Linked DNA regions of Homo sapiens: regions 1, 2 and 3 are each linked to region 4. A link is a contact called in ENCODE Hi-C or POLR2A ChIA-PET data. All regions are on one chromosome and are shown on one strand. Each heading gives the region's core, a stretch centred on a gene start or an enhancer-like site at or near the end of the contact. The rest is flanking DNA. Distances are from core to core; before and after follow the strand shown.

Region 1 (2,700 bases), core at 19-2,518, 520 kb after region 4:
GTCTTGAACTCCTGACTTCAAGTGGTCTGCCCTCCTCGGCCTCCCAAAGTGTTGGGATTACAGGCATGAGCCACCTCACCGGCCTGAAACAGCATAGTAGTTTGCAAGAAAATTGTATGACATAAGTGAATCCATAAGCCATGTCCATCTAAAGGCAGGCATAATGCACTTCCAAATTTAAAGACTTTCAATTTTGGGATGTATAGTGTAAGCAATTAGTCAACTTGCTTGAGTCAGGAACGATGTGAAAGTTAAACATGTGGACCAGTCTGGAGACAACTGTGTCCTTTTCTTCTGTTAAAGAAAACAGGCTTTGGAGCCATCCTTTCCCCAGTACACAAAATAATGTGTTGCCTAGATCATGAGTTTGTTGTGGGCAGTGATAAGCCCTGTTCATCTTTTATTTTTTAATCTCTGGTCTCTCACTCTGTGCCTGGCATTAAAATGGTGTTCGATAAAGCATAAGGAACAAGCAAAGAGAGGAAGTGTGATTCTTTTTTCATTTCCTGTGAACACATTAAATGCTGGGGGTGTGGAAAATTACATTTGGCATGATGAGATGCTTGATGTTCACCATATTAAAGGTTCTAAAATTACAGAGAGCGTTTTGAAGGGTGCTGACAACTCAAAGGACAAACATAACAACCTTGAAGAAGAAAAAGGAATAGAAGGATGCCTCAGGCTGCTTCCTTACTGATGTTGGTGAAAGTTAGCTAATCATGATCTTGATGCCTTTGGGACTACACTTGATGCCAATGTAATGAAGAAGGCAAATGACCCCAAAGTAAACTTACTTAGGAGACACTTACCAGAAAAACAAGTTGAACTCTATGTCCATTGCTACTCACATCACCATCAGCCATGTTTACATGAAATTACAGCCATGAAACAAATATGAGAAACCCCTTAAAATCAGGGGTGAGTGTGCTGTGTCTGTTATTTATGGATTAAAAAATTTGATAATACCTATCAGGAAAAAAGTCTTTTAATATGTTTTAAATTCTCCACATTAAGCTATCTGAAAACATCAACCACAGCATGCAGTTTCATTAACCAAAAGCCACTTAAACTCGTACCATAGTGAAGATTTACAACTTTAGCAAAGTTTAACTTTTCAACAGGGGGAAATAACTTCTATTCCAACTCATAATCTTTGTTGGCTTTAGAGTTAAAATAGCTCCACCCTTAACTACACAAACCTACAAAATTTACTTTTCGCCAACCCACAAAATAGGTATGATATGAGCGCCCCCTACTGGTACAGCACTACTCCCACTTCATGAATACAGTGAAGGATAGCTCCTGTGAGTCTTAGGGGGAAAAAAAATTGCAATTTACTATTAAAGAAGAGGAAAAGCTAAATGAGCTTTTAAAAACCAAACAATAATCCAAGACAAAACAGAAAATAACTCTTCTCACTTTAAAAGAATCTCTGTGAAAGAAAAATGCACGACATGTTTACAAATATTTGACAGCATCTTTTAAATCCTTGCCCAAGATTAGACAGGCAGAGTGAATTAAATGGCTGTCACTCTCAGGATGAACTGGAGTCCTTATTGATATTCAGACATCACAACAAGCAGAGCTTAATTGTAGTGATGCTTATATATTGATAATAAGATTTTCCCCAAATACCACATATGAAAATCTGCAGGCTTTAGAGAAATAAGCTAAGGAGCACCACGGAGGCTGAACAAAGTCTATGGGTGGGCCTTGGGCTTTCTGCATCTGGAAGTGACTTTCTATATTGCTCTGTGAACTGGGAAACTGAAGGTGGAAGCCATAGGCTTTATATTTCCAGTTACTCAAATTAGTTGTCTCCAGAGTAGAAAATCCAATGTGAGAAAATTGATGGCAAATATAGGTAAAGCGCTATTGTGTGGACATTTACATTGACAAAGAAGGAGAAATGCTCCAAAGGTGTTGCTAGTGATAAGCTGTTACAGAAAAAATATAATGAAAGAAATGAAACTCCCACTCTTTGAGTCAGCAGAAGGGAGCTGTTTCATGATATTTGCTATATTTGTAAGGCTGCAATTTGATTATATCTGATTCTGTTGTCACAATCTGTTACATATCCTACATAGAATATAAATATGTGAAGCCATTTAAAGGCCAAATTATGGAGCTGTCTATTTTTATATTTTATTTTTTACTGCCATACCAGTGATGGTACTTAAATTGTATAAATTTTAAAAGGTAAGTGAAAAACAAAATCATCAATATACTCAGGCTTTATTGAAAAGCCACTAGTTAACAACCCCAAAAGTACATCAATCTGTTTCTCTCTTGAAAGTCTGAGAAAATTACTTTAGATGAATATAGTAGGCTCAATGCATGGGCTTTGGTTTTTAAAATAATGCTTTTTATGACACATTTTCATGTCTTAAAAGTAAACCTACACATTCATTTATGTTAAATGGGCATGGAGAACTTGGCGAGTGCTAAATGACGTGATGGGGTTATTTCTTTTTCTTCCCTTTTCCATATCCTTCTTTGCGTTGGCATGTAACATTTTTGTTCACACCAATAACAATATAGAAAGGAATGGGAAATAATGAGGATAGACATGGCCCCCAGGACATCTGTCACCTTCTCACCACCTTTGTTGCCACCATATTATTCAGGTCAGGATCCTCTTTGCCTGCTCCACTATAATAATCTTTTTATTGCTTTCTTTGCACCTACTCTTGCCTCATC
Region 2 (2,700 bases), core at 107-2,606, 520 kb before region 4:
CACAAATTTGTACTGAACAGCAATTATTGCCAGGCACTGATCTCACTGCTGTGAGTAATCACACCGAACAAGCATTATCTCTCCTATTTTTTCCTTCTTTGCATCTGAACTTGTCTCTTAGTACCTATATTACAGTTGTTCCTTTGATCTTGAGAGCTCCAACAGGGTTATAGTTCAGAGCTTGGGACACAGGAGAAAGCACTTTTTCAAATTTATTGGATTGAAGAGAAGGAAAAGTGCTGAATTTGACAGAATGAAACAGCATTGGATATAAATATGCTCAGAAACTTATACAAGGTAGTCAAACTTGAAGAAGGCTGAATTGGTTTAAGAGATTCAAGGAAACTTTTGGCTTCACAGGGAGATGTAAGAAGGCAATTAGGTACCATTAGGGCCAAATTTGTCTTTTGTCATCATGCGGAAGAAAGATTAAAAAGGTTAAAGATGAAATTTAGAGAGTGTTCCGAGTTGGAGTTTCATCAAAAGGAGCAGGGAAATAGGATAGAGAAAAAATAATTACGGAAACCAGTATAAAGAAAATCTGTGAAAATTCCTTATTTTTTAAAAGTACACTTTTTGTACAGGGAGTACTCCCAAGAGTAGCAGAGAACATTACAGAAATGTTACAGAAATAGAGAAAGTGATTTATATAAAGAACATGTTTTCATATGTATCATTTTTGATATGCCTCTCCCTTCTGCTCAACCACCACAGACAGGAGGTTCCCCTAGAGTTTATGGCTGATCAAATCTGATGTTTAAAATACATTGTTTCTGAAGAAAACTGTGGTCTGATCTAAGATGTGATATACAGGAAGCTGCTGTTATAATTTAATCTGGGCCATAATTGTTTTACAACTTAGGTAACTTTTTAGACTTAGTGTATCTACCTGAATTGTGGTAGAGACAGGAATAATTTTCAGTGAACGTAATGAAAAGCTCAATCCTTAAGTGTTATAGTATTCAATACTCAACTGCTAAAATAATTTTAAAGTTGGCCAAGGCATAAAATTTATAGCCTGAAGTCTTGCCAAAATCACGGTAATGAGACCATAAATCAATAGAATGTCCCTAAAAATAAATTTTGCTGGTTATTTGTTGCATACATATTATTATTAAGGTTCCTTGCATATCTAAAATATTATTTTCCTTATGCATATGGTATATAATAAATGGATACTGTGGTACATTTTGTGTGCAGTATAGAATAGTGGTGAAAGCAAAAGAAGAAACGATATATTTAAAAATAAGCATTTCAGTATCGTTTTTCTTACTGTTCTATTCTCACCTCCTCCGTTAAGTTTAACAGGAAGTCACAACTCTCAGTTGCATAACTTGTGTTTTCCATTCTCTGCATATTTTTCAGCTGAGCACTTATTAGAAATATGAAGTCACTTCAAGTGACAACACCATCATGACACCTCCTATCAAAAGTGACGTCACTTTTGTCTATAATCAAAGCACTGGGGCTCTCCTACCAAATCATTTCACTTGCCATAGGGCTACTGCTGTAGATCATGCTTCTTTACGGGCTGCAGAGCTGGGGGCTGCCTTTGGAGTGGAGAGACAGCAATTACAAACGTTGAAGAGGATGGAGTTCTGCTTTCAGTTCAGCTCAGCAGCCACATAATGTATTGTTGAAGCAGTGGGAAGGTATGTTCCTACCCTCGCAGGCAAAATTTCACAGACTTTTATGTGTTGTCATTATTGCCATTGTTATTTTTTTGTTTCCAGAACTGATGTACTGAATCGCATATTAGTTTATGTGATAAAAAAGGTAAATTTGTTTTTTCCCTCTATATTTGGTATTTTGATTTTTTTTACAACAAGTATGAAAGTGTGTTACTTTTATAAACAGAAAAAAGTATCTGTTTTTCAATTCTACCAACACTTATGGAGGGTCTGCTATATGCCACACACTGTGCTGAGTATTGGGAATCCAAAGTTGAAAGAGATAATTCCACCTCCAGGTCATTTCATCAAAAACCCATTCACCAAGAACCCATTTGTCAAGGTGATTCCTGGTCCTTTGTTCTCAAAAACTCACAAGCTAAAAGAAAACACAGACATGTAAGCAGTCATGAGATGTCTGCTTCATTGGTGATGAACAAAGCTATTGTTCAAGGCTCAGAGAGGAAAATAATTCTTTGGAGGTTAGGAATGGATCCAATGAAATAAAGCAACCTTGGTGTCTCACCCTAGGAGACATAGCTTCATAAGAGGGTTGTGGGTTGGATTCCATCACCCACTTGTCCTTCTGTCTGGTTCATTTGTGCAAGACATAACCTGTCAACCACGCTTCAATGCCTTGGAGAACTCTACTGTTTTGAAAACATCTGCTTTGGTCTTGATGCTATCTTATCAGATTCTGCAAAAGCTGACCAGCCATTTCCGTTGTGTCTCATCAGGTCCTTAGTCACCTATGACAATTGGACCGAATGCTCCTCCCACAAGCAAAATCACCATAGCTTGTTTCCAATGAGAATCTTAGGTTACATTAAGTATCTGGGTGATTCAGCTGGTACCTGACCTCAGTCCTCAGAAATACTGACTTTCTGTCAATGCATAGACAGTGAAGAATAAATTTTGTATTTTCCTGTATATGTTATGCCAGGATTATATTCATCAATAAACTTCAATTTGGGAGGTGGAGAAGAGTCCAAAAATGTACTCTTATTCTAAATACTAGGTCCTCTTTCTG
Region 3 (2,700 bases), core at 130-2,629, 590 kb before region 4:
CTGCCCACCTCGGCCTCCCAAAGTGCTGGGATTACAGGCGTGAGCCACCATGCCTGGCCAACAAATGGTAATAGCTTTTAACTTGACAGAAACCTCTGCTAAGAAAAATATGACTGGGATATAGGGTGATTTTCATCCAAATTTCTTGGTCATCTCTTAACAATCCATAATTTATTGTAATGTCCCCCATGGAAAACTATGTGGAATAGAAACAATTAAAATAACCCTTTCATTTAGTGAATATTTATTGAGCATCTATTATGTGCTAGACAGTGGGTTAGATCCTGGGAAACAATAAGAAGAGAGGGAAACAGTGGTCTAATCACATGAGAGATAGCCTTTAATCACAGAATCACAGAATCAGAAGAGAGGAATGTAAAATGACAGCACTGCTTAGCTCATAAAGCCCTCTGCTGCATTCTACAAAGTCTAAGGTTTTAGTAATATTTTTGTACAATTTCTCCCTCAAAAAAGTGTTGCAACTCTTTAAATTAGTTCAGCGAGAAATCAACTTGCTGTGCAAATGCTTGGGCTAGCTGGGGTGTGAGTAGCGCGTCTGTGTTTGAGAACACTGAACCTTGAAAGAACATCTGTTTGGCTATTTTGTTAAATGAAACTCAAGTCACCCAGGCTTTACTAATAGCTTCATTGTGCTTCATGACTTTCCACCACATAAACAAAATTACCTAACACCTCAGTCTGTGGCTAAAACTGTCATTTATCAGTTAAAGCCCACTGACAAAGAGCAAACTGGAGAAACTGCAATTCCAGCTTCTCTATTCAAACAGTTTTCACATTTCAATAATCACTCTCTAGCTGGCTCCCTGCTAGATAAGTACCTCCAGGGAAAGGTTGCTTCCTGGGAATGTTTATTTTACAGGAACAGATTGATGGCCTCAAAGTCTGGCCACTTTCTAGGTGATGAAATTGTTTATTCACATTGACTCTTCCCAGGAGAGAATAGAGTGGAGAGAAAGGCAGTGATTGCTAAAGTTGATTTTATGATAGCGTGTCTACAGATTCCTCAAGGAATGTTGTGAAATTCCAAAGCAAATTCTTAAAGTTAAATTCATTTTTAAAAATCTAAAGCTCCTACCCTATGTTGCACTTCTGAGGATTAAAGAATCTTAGTCAAAGGGACTTCAGAGATTGTCTAGTCCAATGAGTCCAAATGTTTTTTTTTTTTGACCTTGGTACATATTCTTGAAAGTAAACTTCCCACCAGAGTTTCCATCTGTAAATATATAAAATAAAGCTGCCTTGATAGAAACAGGCATGAGGGAGCCAGAGCTCCACATTTCCCCAACCCCCAGGGCAAATGGGGTTCCTGAGGTACCTCTTTGGCATCTCTGGGTTTTCTGGGAAGAAAATGGGTCTTGTGCAACTTCTTCCTTTCACCCAATCCTAAAGCCAGGAGCCCCTGTACGTCCTGACAGCTCAGCTCTTCTTGGGTAATCTCAAACAGTCACAGGGTGCTGCAAATCTAGGGAGGTCTGGAATGGCAACTTAGTGAAACTATCATTTATGACATCTTTGTCCATTGTCAATCATTTAATAACTATCTGATACAAAGTCTTACAACCAAAAAGTAGAATGGAGCGACCCAAAATTGTGTGTGTGCGTGTGGGTGTGTGTGTGATGGAGGTGAAGAGCATTGGAGTGGTAGCAGGAATTCCAGACATGAAATCCCATAAAGGGGCATACACAAATGGTGACCTGAGGTTTCAAGGAACTGGAGCTGGAAGAGGGAAGTGCCAGGGTCCCCTGAAAGGGACCACATCTCCAGCAGAGCACTTGACAGGTGAGCAGAGAAGGAGAAAGATCAGCAGTTGTCTGAAGTTAGGTATCACGTTTTAGAGCCCAGTTTTCCCATCTGTGTAGACACCTGCTCCCTCGAGAGGAGGCTGATCTGTAAATGCCATCACCAACATCTACACAGCCCACCACCACTGACTCACACACAGCTCATTCAGTCCTCACAACAACCCTTAGAAGTGTAGGTTAACATTAGCACCATTTTGTAGATAAGGAAATTGGGAGTTAGAGAGGCTAAGTGGCTTGTGCAAGCTCAGATTGCCTGAAGAGGCAAAAACCAACACTGCTAACTCCACTATGCCACTGAGGCACGACACAAGTGCAAAAGGAGACACAGTAGACAAGAGAGGTCAACAACATTTTCTGAGGAAGCATTATTTTAAATTATGGTGTGAGACAGACATGATTTCGGAGCAGGTGGGTGAGGTGCAGACACTCTGTGAGATAGATGGGGTGAGGTGACGGGGCAGTAGGAGTGCCAACCAGCTCGCCTCTCCCAGGGAAGGTTCTGCGACCCAGAGGCAGCATAGCAGAGGGGCCAGGAGCAGGGACACGGGATCAGACTGCCACGGTTTTATCTTGGCCCTGCCATCAACTGCCCCCACTATCTTGAGTAAGCTGTGTGACCACTCTGTGCCTCAGTTTCCATAACTGAAATAAGTATGAAGCTAATAGTACCTACTTCACAGTCTTGTTGCAAGAGTTACAGAAATCAGTATTAGTGAAGCTCTTAGTGTCCAGTATATAGTAAATGCCACACGAGGATTGTTGAAGACATTCTTAGCAGGCTACAGGTGCTCACAGATAAGCAATAGCAACTTTTTGAAACTTGAAAACGAGGTTACGATATTCTAGCTTCCTGTTTTCCTGTAATTTGTGACCACA
Region 4 (2,700 bases), core at 11-2,510:
ATTTGCCTAATATATCCATGGCTGCTTATCCCCAGAGAGTGGTCTAGATCTTAAGATCTTTCTAATATGCTCCAAGAAGAAAATATTTGTTCTTGGGACATTTCTGTCACTTAATATATTTGCCTTTAGACATTTGAAGGGTATCTGGCTTTCATAAGAAGTCACAGTCACCTGTGTCACTTTCCTCTCAACAGCCCCTTTCTTTGTACATTTCCTTGTAATGCACTATGAACTCTAGGTTGAATCATTCAAGTGCTGTAATATTCACATGAAAGCAACACCAAACTTTGTCTCCATTTTTAGGTTCATGTCAAAGCTAGTTTTTCACTAAATATCTCTGGTTACCATTTGATTTGATTTTAAAATAATATTTCACTTTTCTAAAAGTCGATCTGTTCCACCAAGTCTTAACTCATTGTAGATACAGTTATAAAATCATAAGCAGACAAATAATTCTCATTTCTAGCACATACGTTGCTTTCTTCCCAATGTCCACTTTTCCTCTTCTTTTTCCCAAGAGAATTTCAATTTGATCCAGGATGGATACTAGTTAGCCAAAGTCAACCTTGAGAATTCTATTCCTTTATTCAGTGGTTGACTTAGGAAAGGGCAATTCTGGTCTCTTTGGGGGAAGTCAGCTGGCAAGCCTCTGGAAAAGGTTTCCTTCTCCTAAAAGACACACAGAAGTTGATGTTCTCTCTCCTTTTTTGGAACATTGGTGCATCTAGAGTGGCCCTGGAACCACGGCAGCCATATTGCCACCAGCTGGAAGACGAAGCCAACGGTGGGAGAAGACAGAGCTGGTCGAATCCCCCAGGAGTAAAATGCAGCCTGTAGTACCCTTCCTGGATTGTATCTTACTTGGAGTCTTCTTGTTCTGGGAGGCAATAAATTTCTTTGTTATTTAAGCCATGATGAATCAGCGTTTTCAATTATTTGCAGCCAAAAGCATCCTAAGCAATAGCCAAGTATGCATGGAAGTTCATGCACTTCTCTCACAGAACATTATGTCAGACATTTAGTTCTAGGAAACAGGCTTATCTGATTTCTCAGTTCTAGGAAGCAGGCTTATCTGATTTCCTAGTTTCTGGCAGATTAGAAATAACTTTCTCTATTCTCTAGAAATAGAGAAAGTTAGAGACAGGCAGCTGGACAGAGAAGGGAGAGACATGAAGGCAGAACCAAGAACTCAAGAGGCAGCATTGTGGGGTTATTTAATGCTGGGGCAAACAAGTTCTCCCATCTCTGTAGCTCTTGTGGGTATGAGAGCATAGTTCAGTGACTAACCCATAATGACAGTCATGTGTCTGTCATCAAAGGAAGTTTGCTTTCTGTTTACTCTGTTTCAGAAGGGGAATGAGGCTGAATAGTATGTAAAAATATTTCTTTGTAAACAAGGAAAAGCTTAAGTGATTAAAAGGATAAGCTTATCTGAAAAGGCACGTGGAGAACAAACTCACTCCCTGGCTATGCTAAAAAAATGAGTGCTAATTATATATGCAAATGAAACCTATTAAAAAGTTTGCTTCATCCAGAGAAAAGGGAAGAAAAAAAAAATGAGGCAGTAGTTTGATTGCTGCATAGAGCAGCTCACTTCAGTTTTGGTCCCCATGAGAAGCCCCAGCAGAGAAGCAAAGCTAAGAAGTGAGGACATGGTGTTGCTCTTCTGCAAGTGACTTTATTTTGGCTCAATGGCTCAGCAAGTTTGCCTAAGCTGTTTCCTCAGAAGCCTGCCAGTAGGAAGTAAATAAGCTGCTTGACTCTACTCATAGAGGGGGTTGAGCACTCCTAATTAAAATGTAAATAATTCTCAGGGCCAACAGCTTGTAGACGATAATGACTGGAAAGATCACAGAAACTAAAATCGCACACGCAAAACAGGTTCTAAGTCTTTGTATACACAAACACTAAGCCTACCAATTGATTTAGTCACCTCCGTGAGAAATCACTGGAACCAAGTTATTTGCAAGCATGCAGCAGGAACCAGGTAGCTGGTATACTCTGGTGACACCAGGGAGTAAAGCTTACCAAGTCCACGGGGCATGGATAACTCAAAAAACAAGGGCTTTCTGCAATCAGCTGGTGAATCTGTGGTCCCACACAGCCCCGCCCCAAGGGTTAGGATAGCTCCTCCTGCCCAGCCCATCAGAAGTCTGCCCAGAATCTTCCAAGGCTCATATGTGGAAGATGAGCTATCTGGACAGGCCCCACCCAACAGAGAAGTGTTACTTTGGTTTTAAAATCACCCTTCATTTGAGAAGTACCCTGAAACTTTAATATGCAAATAACAGCTAAATAAAAGGAAAAGCCCAATACAGTTTCTAATTACCAACAAATGCGTATGTATCTTACACATGGTAGCTACTCATAACTTTTTAAAATGAATAAGTGATCTGTTAACCAGAGTACTACATGAGGGAAACAGAGAGAGAATTAAATACTTTTACTAAGAATGAAACTTAAGGCTCTTTAGTTTAGTAGTTTTCAATGGCATTTTTGTTTTCTTCATGCTAGGATACTGCCATACATGCTAGGATTATCTTACTGGTAAATTACTATTGTTGTTAGATAACATTTTGTTGGCATTGTCCTAAACACTCCACATTCATTATTTCATTTTATTGCCACAATAGCATGGGTACAATTATTAAGCCTATGAAAAATGAGGCTTAGAGGTGCAAAGTAATTTGCCTGAGGACA

What was found. A loop is a pair of places that touch in the nucleus more often than their neighbours do. ChIA-PET counts read pairs that join two places held with the same protein, here RNA polymerase II (POLR2A). Pooled maps may share reads with other maps.
Region 1: a loop to region 4 is called in a pooled map, with 2.4 times the contacts of the local background. The contact joins two enhancer-like sites. A Hi-C loop is called at or near these places in 1 of 50 pooled maps. POLR2A ChIA-PET finds 5 or more read pairs at or near these places in 2 of 52 experiments (OCI-LY7 and activated T-cell).
Region 2: a pooled map shows a loop between it and region 4 (4-fold over the local background). The contact joins two enhancer-like sites. A Hi-C loop is called at or near these places in 2 of 37 single-sample maps with no recorded cell type and 9 of 50 pooled maps. POLR2A ChIA-PET finds 5 or more read pairs at or near these places in 1 of 52 experiments (activated CD4-positive, alpha-beta T cell).
Region 3: a loop to region 4 is called in a pooled map, with 2.6 times the contacts of the local background. The contact joins two enhancer-like sites. A Hi-C loop is called at or near these places in 3 of 50 pooled maps. POLR2A ChIA-PET finds 5 or more read pairs at or near these places in 2 of 52 experiments (BJ and RWPE1).

Annotation. Positions count from the first base shown.
Region 1 is chr2:192,161,368-192,164,067 of GRCh38, forward strand. All of the region lies in intron 4 of TMEFF2 (transmembrane protein with EGF like and two follistatin like domains 2), which reads right to left. Among named protein-coding and RNA genes, the nearest start is that of TMEFF2, 32 kb to the right of the region's middle. Within about 2 kb of position 1,269, at least 3 of the 41 ENCODE cell types and tissues checked have a DNase peak (open chromatin) inside an H3K27ac peak, as active enhancers do.
Region 2 is chr2:191,113,220-191,115,919 of GRCh38, forward strand. All of the region lies in intron 3 of STAT4 (signal transducer and activator of transcription 4), which reads right to left. Among named protein-coding and RNA genes, the nearest start is that of STAT4, 36 kb to the right of the region's middle. Within about 2 kb of position 1,357, at least 5 of the 41 ENCODE cell types and tissues checked have a DNase peak (open chromatin) inside an H3K27ac peak, as active enhancers do.
Region 3 is chr2:191,049,417-191,052,116 of GRCh38, forward strand. All of the region lies in intron 14 of STAT4 (signal transducer and activator of transcription 4), which reads right to left. Among named protein-coding and RNA genes, the nearest start is that of STAT4-AS1, 29 kb to the left of the region's middle. Within about 2 kb of position 1,380, at least 3 of the 41 ENCODE cell types and tissues checked have a DNase peak (open chromatin) inside an H3K27ac peak, as active enhancers do.
Region 4 is chr2:191,636,596-191,639,295 of GRCh38, forward strand. LOC124905959 (a long non-coding RNA gene) reads left to right here. Exons shown (of 3, transcript XR_007088692.1): 3 at 729-908. Among named protein-coding and RNA genes, the nearest start is that of NABP1, 40 kb to the right of the region's middle. Within about 2 kb of position 1,261, at least 11 of the 41 ENCODE cell types and tissues checked have a DNase peak (open chromatin) inside an H3K27ac peak, as active enhancers do.